Regions from separate parts of the Homo sapiens genome. Here region 1 is linked to region 2. The links are chromatin contacts, found by Hi-C or POLR2A ChIA-PET in ENCODE. All regions are on one chromosome and are shown on one strand. The core of a region is the stretch at or near the end of the contact, and the rest is flanking DNA. Distances in the headings are between cores, read along the strand shown.

What was found. A loop is a pair of places that touch in the nucleus more often than their neighbours do. ChIA-PET counts read pairs that join two places held with the same protein, here RNA polymerase II (POLR2A). Pooled maps may share reads with other maps.
Region 1: a loop to region 2 is called in a map with no recorded cell type, with 7 times the contacts of the local background. The contact joins the enhancer-like site here to the promoter of MTR in region 2. A Hi-C loop is called at or near these places in 9 of 37 single-sample maps with no recorded cell type and 5 of 50 pooled maps. POLR2A ChIA-PET finds 5 or more read pairs at or near these places in 2 of 52 experiments (GM12878 and Panc1).

What each region holds. Positions count from the first base shown.
Region 1 is chr1:236,158,841-236,162,484 of GRCh38, reverse strand. All of the region lies in intron 1 of GPR137B (G protein-coupled receptor 137B), which reads right to left. Among named protein-coding and RNA genes, the nearest start is that of GPR137B, 18 kb to the right of the region's middle. RefSeq lists enhancers at 2,160-2,209, 2,300-2,749, 2,850-2,899. Within about 2 kb of position 2,269, at least 5 of the 41 ENCODE cell types and tissues checked have a DNase peak (open chromatin) inside an H3K27ac peak, as active enhancers do; they include GM12878, where a contact is called at or near this core.
Region 2 is chr1:236,793,132-236,796,766 of GRCh38, reverse strand. It overlaps MTR (5-methyltetrahydrofolate-homocysteine methyltransferase), which reads right to left and starts at 1,475. Exons shown (of 33, transcript NM_000254.3): 1 at 1,030-1,475. The coding sequence starts at 1,063. RefSeq lists enhancers at 870-1,059, 1,160-1,449.

The DNA of each region.
Region 1 (3,644 bases), core at 1,020-3,519, 640 kb after region 2:
TGGACTTGGGGATTAACGTTAGGCTCTTTGCTACTTATACACATTTCTGTAGCGTGCTTGAATTTCTTCCCAGAAAATGGGTTTTTCCTTTCTATTGTATAGTCAGGCTGCAAATTTTCTGAATTTTTATGTTCTGTTTCCCTTTTAAAACTGAATGCCTTTAAGAGTACTGAAGTCACCTCTAAATGCTTTGCTGCTCAGAAATTTCTTCTGCCAGATACCCTAAATCATCTCTCTGAAGTTCAGTGTTCCACAAATCTCTAGGGCAAGGGTAAAATGCCACCAATCTCTTTGCTAAAACATAACCAGAGTCACCTTTGCTCCAGTTCCCAAAAAGTTCCTCATCTCTATCTGAGACCACCTCAGCCTGGATTTTATTGACCATATCACTATCAGCATTTTGGGCAAAGCCATTCAATAAGTCTCTAGAAAGTTCCAAACTTTCCCACATTTTCCTGTCTTCTTCTGAGCCCTCCAACTGTTGTAATCTCTGTCTGTTACCCAGTTCCAAAGTTGCTTCACATTTTTGGGTATCTTTTCAGCAACACCCCACTCCTGGTACTAATTTACTGTATTAGTCCATTTTCACACTGCTGATAAAGACATACCCGAGACTAGGAAGAAAAAGAGGTTTAATTGGACTTAACAATTCCACATGGCTGGGGAGGCCTCAGAGTCATGGCAGGAGGCAAAAGGCATTTCTTACATGGCGGCGGCAAGAGAAAAAAAATGAGGAGGAAGCAAAAGCAGAAACCCCTGATAAACCCATCAGATCTTGTGAGACTTATTCACCATCACAAGAATAGCATGGGAAAGACCAGCCCCCATGATTCAATTACCTCCCTGTGGGTCCCTCCCACAACACTTGGAAATTCTGGGAGATACAATTCAAGTTGAGATTTGCATGGGGATGCAGCCAAACCATAACAGGAGGTGTGAAAAGCGTGTGGAGATGTGGGAGGCGTGAGAAGGTGTGAGTGGGAGGCGTGAGGAGGTGTGAAGTGTGTGTGGAGGTGTGAGGAGATGTGATGTGTGGAGGTGTGAAAAGTGCATGGAGGCGTGGGAAGCATGAGGAGGTGTGAACCTGCATGTGGACTTAGGAGCAGTGAGGGAGGGGGTGAGGAGAGAAGGTGCTGCAGGAGCCCGGAGCTGGGGAGGGCAGCAGAAGGTCGGGCTGGGGTGTGGACCAGCCAGGAAGAGGCCGCTGTCCAGGGTAAGGGTGCGGAGAGCTTCGGGGGAGCATTGGCACAGCTGAAATGCAGACCTGTGCTGTGAGAGAGGTCCCTGGGATACAGAGCAGAGCAAAGGCTGCAGACCATGGGTTGACAGAGAAGGTGAAAATGAAGGCAAATCAGAGGCCCAACACAGATTCATGATGCCTGGGCCTGGAGGGCGTGGCGGGGAATTGGAGGGTGACCACTAAGAGGCACGGGGTTCCTTCTGGGATGGAAAAGGTCTACAGTGGACTGTGGGGTCACTGCGCAACTCTGAATGTGGTACACTTCGAGATGGGGACAGCACAGAAAATGTGAATTATACCTCAATAAAGCTGTTATTTAAAAAAAAACAAAAAGACAAAAAAAAAACTAAGAGTAGGGAGGAGGTCAAAGAGCAGTCCCCTCAGTGGTCAAGGCCTCAAAGACTGCAGGGGAGAGAGGCCCCGGGCAGGAGACAGTCAGGGTGTCCAGTGCGGCTGACAGGCTGGACCACTTCACCTTAAGCTGCCACAGGGCCTGGCCAAGGGCAGGCTCGACTGACGGGGAGGCTGGAGGGGGAACAGGCAGACCCTGGATGGCAGCAGGAGGAAGTGGGAGCAGTGAGTCAATTCAAGAGCATAAACTGCTTTCCAAAAGCGCATGTTTGTGAAATGCAAGAAAGAGGTTATTCAGGGGGTCCAGACCTTGTTTTTAAGATGGGGAGACCTGAGCATGCTTGTGGACAGACAGAAGGAGCCTGGGTCCCGAGAAGGGCAGACAGGGAGAGGCAGGAGGCAGGGAAGGGTGGAGGGCTGAGAAACTGAGGCAGCAAGGAGGGGTCTGAGGGAACATGGCAGGGACAGCCATGGGAGTGCCATCTGCCTAATGACAGGGACCCCGGGGAAGTGAGGTTGGGTTGGAGAGTCCCAGCTGCTTCTTGGGGAACCCGATCAGGAACTGAATGGTGGTAAATGAGCCCCACTTCCTTTCCCTCCCCTTCCTTGGGCTCCACACAGCCTATGAAAACACCGGGGTTTTTCAGGGCTTCCCCCGTTGTGGCAAGAAGGATGGGAGGACAGGGGAGGGGAGCAGAATCAGGCCTGAAGGAGAAAGAAGAAATTGCAGCAACTTTGATCAGAAACCCTGAAGTTTGTCATCTGGTGAAAATAAAGCATTTCTCCCTAATGGCAAATTCCTTTCGGTTTTAGCATCGTTTCTTCTGCTTTTGAAAGTCCCACCTAGAACCTCAGAACCTAGAATAGATCTGGGGATGACGCTGTGGGTGATGCTGGCTTTTTGACTTGTTGAAGGCTGAGCCACGGCTGGGAGATGTCCCCAGCTGGCCGCTGTCAGGCGCTGGGGAATGTTCGAGAGCCCTCATGGGCTTTCCGCACCACCCGCTCCCACAGTGGGCCAAGGCCTCCTCATCCCGGACCTGTGGGCGACTTGTGCCCCCTTGGTAACCCAGGCCTTCACCCCATCCTTTCGGATGACACAGGAAGGCCTAGAGCTCTGCATGTGACGTACTTGTTTCGACAGAAGCATAAAGGCCTTTGAGCAGCTGCTGGACTCTGCCCCCTGCCCTCATAAATCAGTCTGTTCACGCGTCACTGATTTGTTCCCACCCTTTGAACTCCCGCTTGCCTATTTTTTTTCTTTTCTTTTTTTTTTTCCTGCAACCTCTGCCTCCCAGGTTCAAGTGATTCTCCTGCCTCAGCCTCCCGAGTAGCTGGGATTACAAGCACCCGCCACCATGCCTGGCTCATTTTTGTATTTCTACAAATACAAAAAGAGACGGGGTTTCACAATGTTGATCAGGCTGGTCTTGAACTCCTGATCTCGTGATCCGCCTGCCTCGGCCTCCCAAAGTGCTGGGATTACAGGCATGAGCCACCCCGCCAAGCCTATTTTTTCAACTACTAACTCAAGTTGACATTTGCTGTCTTACAATCTTTCTGTTTGTTTGTTTGTTTTTAAGAGGCGGGGTCTTGCTGTCACCCAGGCTGGAGTGCAGTGGTGCCATCATAGCTCATTGCAGCCTCCATCTTCCTGGGCTCCAGGAATCCTCCTGCCTTAACTTCCTGAGTAGCTGAGACTATGTACAGGTGCAGCCCAAATGCCTGGCTAATTTGTCTTATTTTTTAGAGATGATGTCTCCCTACATTGCCCAGGCTGGTCTTGAACTCCTAGACTCAAGTGATCCTCCCATCTCGGCCTCCTGAGTAGCTGGGTTACAATCATTTTTACTAATGTCTTAGTGGTGTTTCTGGCAGAAATGTCCCCTGCTATTCTTTGTGGGTATGACAGTGTCTCCTGTGCAGTCAGCAGAACTCAACAGAAGTCACCTCTGATGTCCCTGGAGGCAGTGTCTCTGATGTACCAACAAAGCACTATGCTTCCAACCTGCGCTTGATTCAGAATCTCTGCAGCCATTTTACTTTATAAATC
Region 2 (3,635 bases), core at 226-2,725:
ACCTCATTACATCTTATTTAATATATTAAATAACATATAAACCTCTCATAGGGAGGTTTATATCTTATTTAATAACAGCAGTGATGTGTTTCTCAGCCACAGTTCCACTAGTTTCAAGAACAATTATATCAGTCCCGTTATCAGAACCCAAGAATCAAGAGAGTCACCGGTTAACCTCTGATAAATTTCCTTGTGCGTTACGAATTTAGTATTCCCCCTCTTCCTGAAGCTAAACATCCCCACTATGTGATAGGATATTTACTGTTTTGTACTTATCACTAATTCTCGTTTCTACATCTCCTCACCCGTTTTTACGGGTGTATTTGTCCTCAAATTATAATCAGGCATGACCTTAGAGATCTAGAGCTCGTTATAAAGCTAACATTACGTTCAGTTCTCGTGCTAAACTAGCTTTTTCTCACTGTTGATCCCAGGGCCACCAACATCAGAATCGCTTGAAATTACTACCTCCCATTTCGGTATCTGGAGGTGGGGTCTGCTCATCTATTTTAACATAGTGAGTCTATGCATATTGCAGTTTTGCAGCAGCGTGCGTAGAAGCAGAAAATAAAAAGTTCCATGTAGTAGTTTTAAATAGTTCTCTGAGTTTCCTCGTCTGTCTCTCCGCGCCTGAACTTTCTTTCGCAGTAGGTGCGCAATACATATTTACGAATAAGCGTCACACCATGCAAAAAAAAAAACTTCCAGAGGGCCCAGCTGGTTTATGCTGCGTGGAACTGGAAAGTTTAGTTACTGTGACGTTAAGAATGTGTTTCGGGGGCGAGGGGAGGACGCTTTTTGCAGGTTTTGATGGCTTGCCTGGGGAGAAAGAGGTGAAGGTCGGACAAAGAGTGGAGCAAAACACGTAGCCCTCCGGGCTCCTGCGCTAAGTTCTAAAGGTGCCGCCCACACGCGGGGAAACACCGCCGGGCGTCTCCCGCCGCAGAAGGGAATCGCCCCAGGGATTAGGAGGCCACAGCACGAGTTAAGAAACACAACCCAACCACGCAGACGGGGTCGCAGCGTTACCGGGTTGCGACAGGTCTTGGAGCGCGGGTGACATGTTGTCGAGTCTCCTCCTTGCGCAGAGGGCGCGGCAGAGAAGACGTGCTCTCCACAGGTGACGACGGCCAAGGGCCACGCCAGCCAGCGCCAGGCGAGCCTGCCACACAAGGCCCGGGTCTTTTGACGCCTCCCGTTGGCTCGCGTCGCGGGGGGACTGCGGACCCCGAAAGCCCGCAGCGCCCTAGGGCCTCTCTCGGGGCTGGGCGCGGCAACTGCTGGAGCACGTGCTTTCTTCCCGGGTACCCGGCCAGTCCTTGGTGTCGGCCTAGCAGCCAGACACGCGCGGCCAGAGGCGGAGTCGCGGGACGGCACGGAAAAGGACCCAAGAGAAAACCGGCAGAGGAGGACGACGTGACATCCGGCTCTGAGCCCCGCAGACATTTAGAACCTTTCAGAGCGCGGTTAGTTCTGCGCTCAATCTATCCTCGGCGTGGGAGGTCCCGCCCCTTCCGGCCTGTGATTGGTCTGCCCGAGCTCCTCGCAGCCGCATTGGCTGTCAATATCAACCAATCACCTGCTGTTTAGCCCCGGGGCTCTCTGGGAGATGTAGTCCCGCTCCCCAGTTTCCCGCGGGAGCTTTTCGCGTCTCTGTGTGCCCAGGATCCGGAAGTGTAAGCCTAAGTGGCCCCTCTAAGGAAAAGTCACAGCGCCAAGTTCGTGCTGATCTCGACACGCTGTGTGGTGTCGAGCCTGAAATTTTAGTTCCGTTTTGCTGTTGACTTGCGCTGGGCAAGACAGTTAACCTCTCAGTCTCCACACTCTACAAACAAGAATGATAGGATGGTAGTAATTAGAATTTTTTAGGGTTGTAGTAGGCGTTAAATGAGATCGTTTGACCGCGCTATGAAAACTCTGAATTACCATATGGGGGTGTTAATTGTAACTTATTGACAGTAAACATATATTGAGCACCTACTATGTGTCAGGCATTGGGGCACACACTTGGAATGCAAAATCAGACAAGCTACATCGCACCCTCACGTCCTTGGAGGAGGAACTCACAACCTAGTTAGATTAATAATTGAACAGGGAAAAAAGAACCACATACATTTTAAAAGAGCTAGAGTATTCAAAGGGGCCAGGGAAAGGTTTCAAAGAAGAATCTGGGTCCTGAAGGAAGAGTGGTACCAGGTAAGGTTGTTCCAGTCAGGAGAAGCTCCCTGTGTACAACACAGCACTTTAGGGAATTCTAAAATAAAGGGCAGCTCTGTAAGGCCGAGCATGGTAGATGTGAGAAAAAGCAAATTCATCTAGAAAAATCTCTGTAAGGCTGAGCATGGTAGATGTAAGGAAAAGCAAATGCATCCAGAAAAATAAAAACTATAACCAAATTATGACATTTACTAAGCTTTAAAAAAGGCACAAATTTGCATGCCATTCTCATTTTATTGTATGTAATTATACCTCAATTTTGAAGATTTGAAAAATTATTATAATGCGTATCACATTCTTACCAAGACCATCTTACCAAAGATGGTCTTACTTGGAAGGTGGGGGGAATGGAGTAGGTGAGAGAGAATGCAACAAAGAAGGGAGGGAGGAATGAGATGGCCCTAAATAGCCAAAAATCTTAAGATTATAAGGGCTAGGGTGAGAGTAGGTGAGGGATAAACGACTACACATTGGGTGCAGTGTCCACTGCCTAGGTGATGGGTGCACCAAACTCTCAAATCACCACTAAAGAACTTATTCATGTAACCAAACACCACCTGCTCCCCAAAAACCTATTGAAATAAATAAGTTAAAAAAAAAGAAGAAGAAAAGGAGGAAAGAAAAAAAAGCAAGGTCTTCTATGCTGAACTTATTAAATTATTTATCCAGGCTTGATAAATCATGATGGTTTTCTCATATTTATTATTATGTTTATTCATTTCTCAACTCCTGAGTTTTTATCTGCAAAAAAAGAAGTAGTGAAATTTAACTGTGTAAAGATGCACCTGTCTAAAAAAAAAAAAAAAAGATTATAAGGGCTAGTTGTTTGTTTGTTTGAGACGGAGTCTCACTCTGTCGCACAGTCTGGAGCGCACTGGCACGATCTTGGCTCAGCTCACTGCAACCTCCGCCTCCCGGGTTGAAGCTAGTTTTTTAATTATCATGTATCCCTCAAAGTTTGTTGACGTGTTTCTTGAAAAATGATCTTTCAGGCACCTAGTCGGCAACTGTCCCCCATTCACATTCTCTTACTGGAAATTCCAGGAGTTGTGTGCCAGTCCCTGTTTGATGCAAGTCATCAAAGTTTACTCTCTCAGCTAAAACTGACCAAATTCTGTATTTCTTAAAGTCGTAAAAGAGTAACAAATAAGATTAGAGGAATACATAGTGCCTAAAGGGGCAGTGAATTTCTAGTACAAAAACGCGATTTACAGTTCCAAGAATACTGTATGGGTTGCAATGTGTCCCCCTCAAAGATATGTTGAAGCCCTAACTTCCAGTGCTTCAGAATATGACCCTATTTGGGCCGGGTGCAGTGGCTCACACCCGCAATCCCAGCACTTTGGGAGGCCGAGACTGGTGGATCGCTTGAGGCCAGGAGTTCGAGACCAGCCTGGGCAATATGGTGAAACCCCATC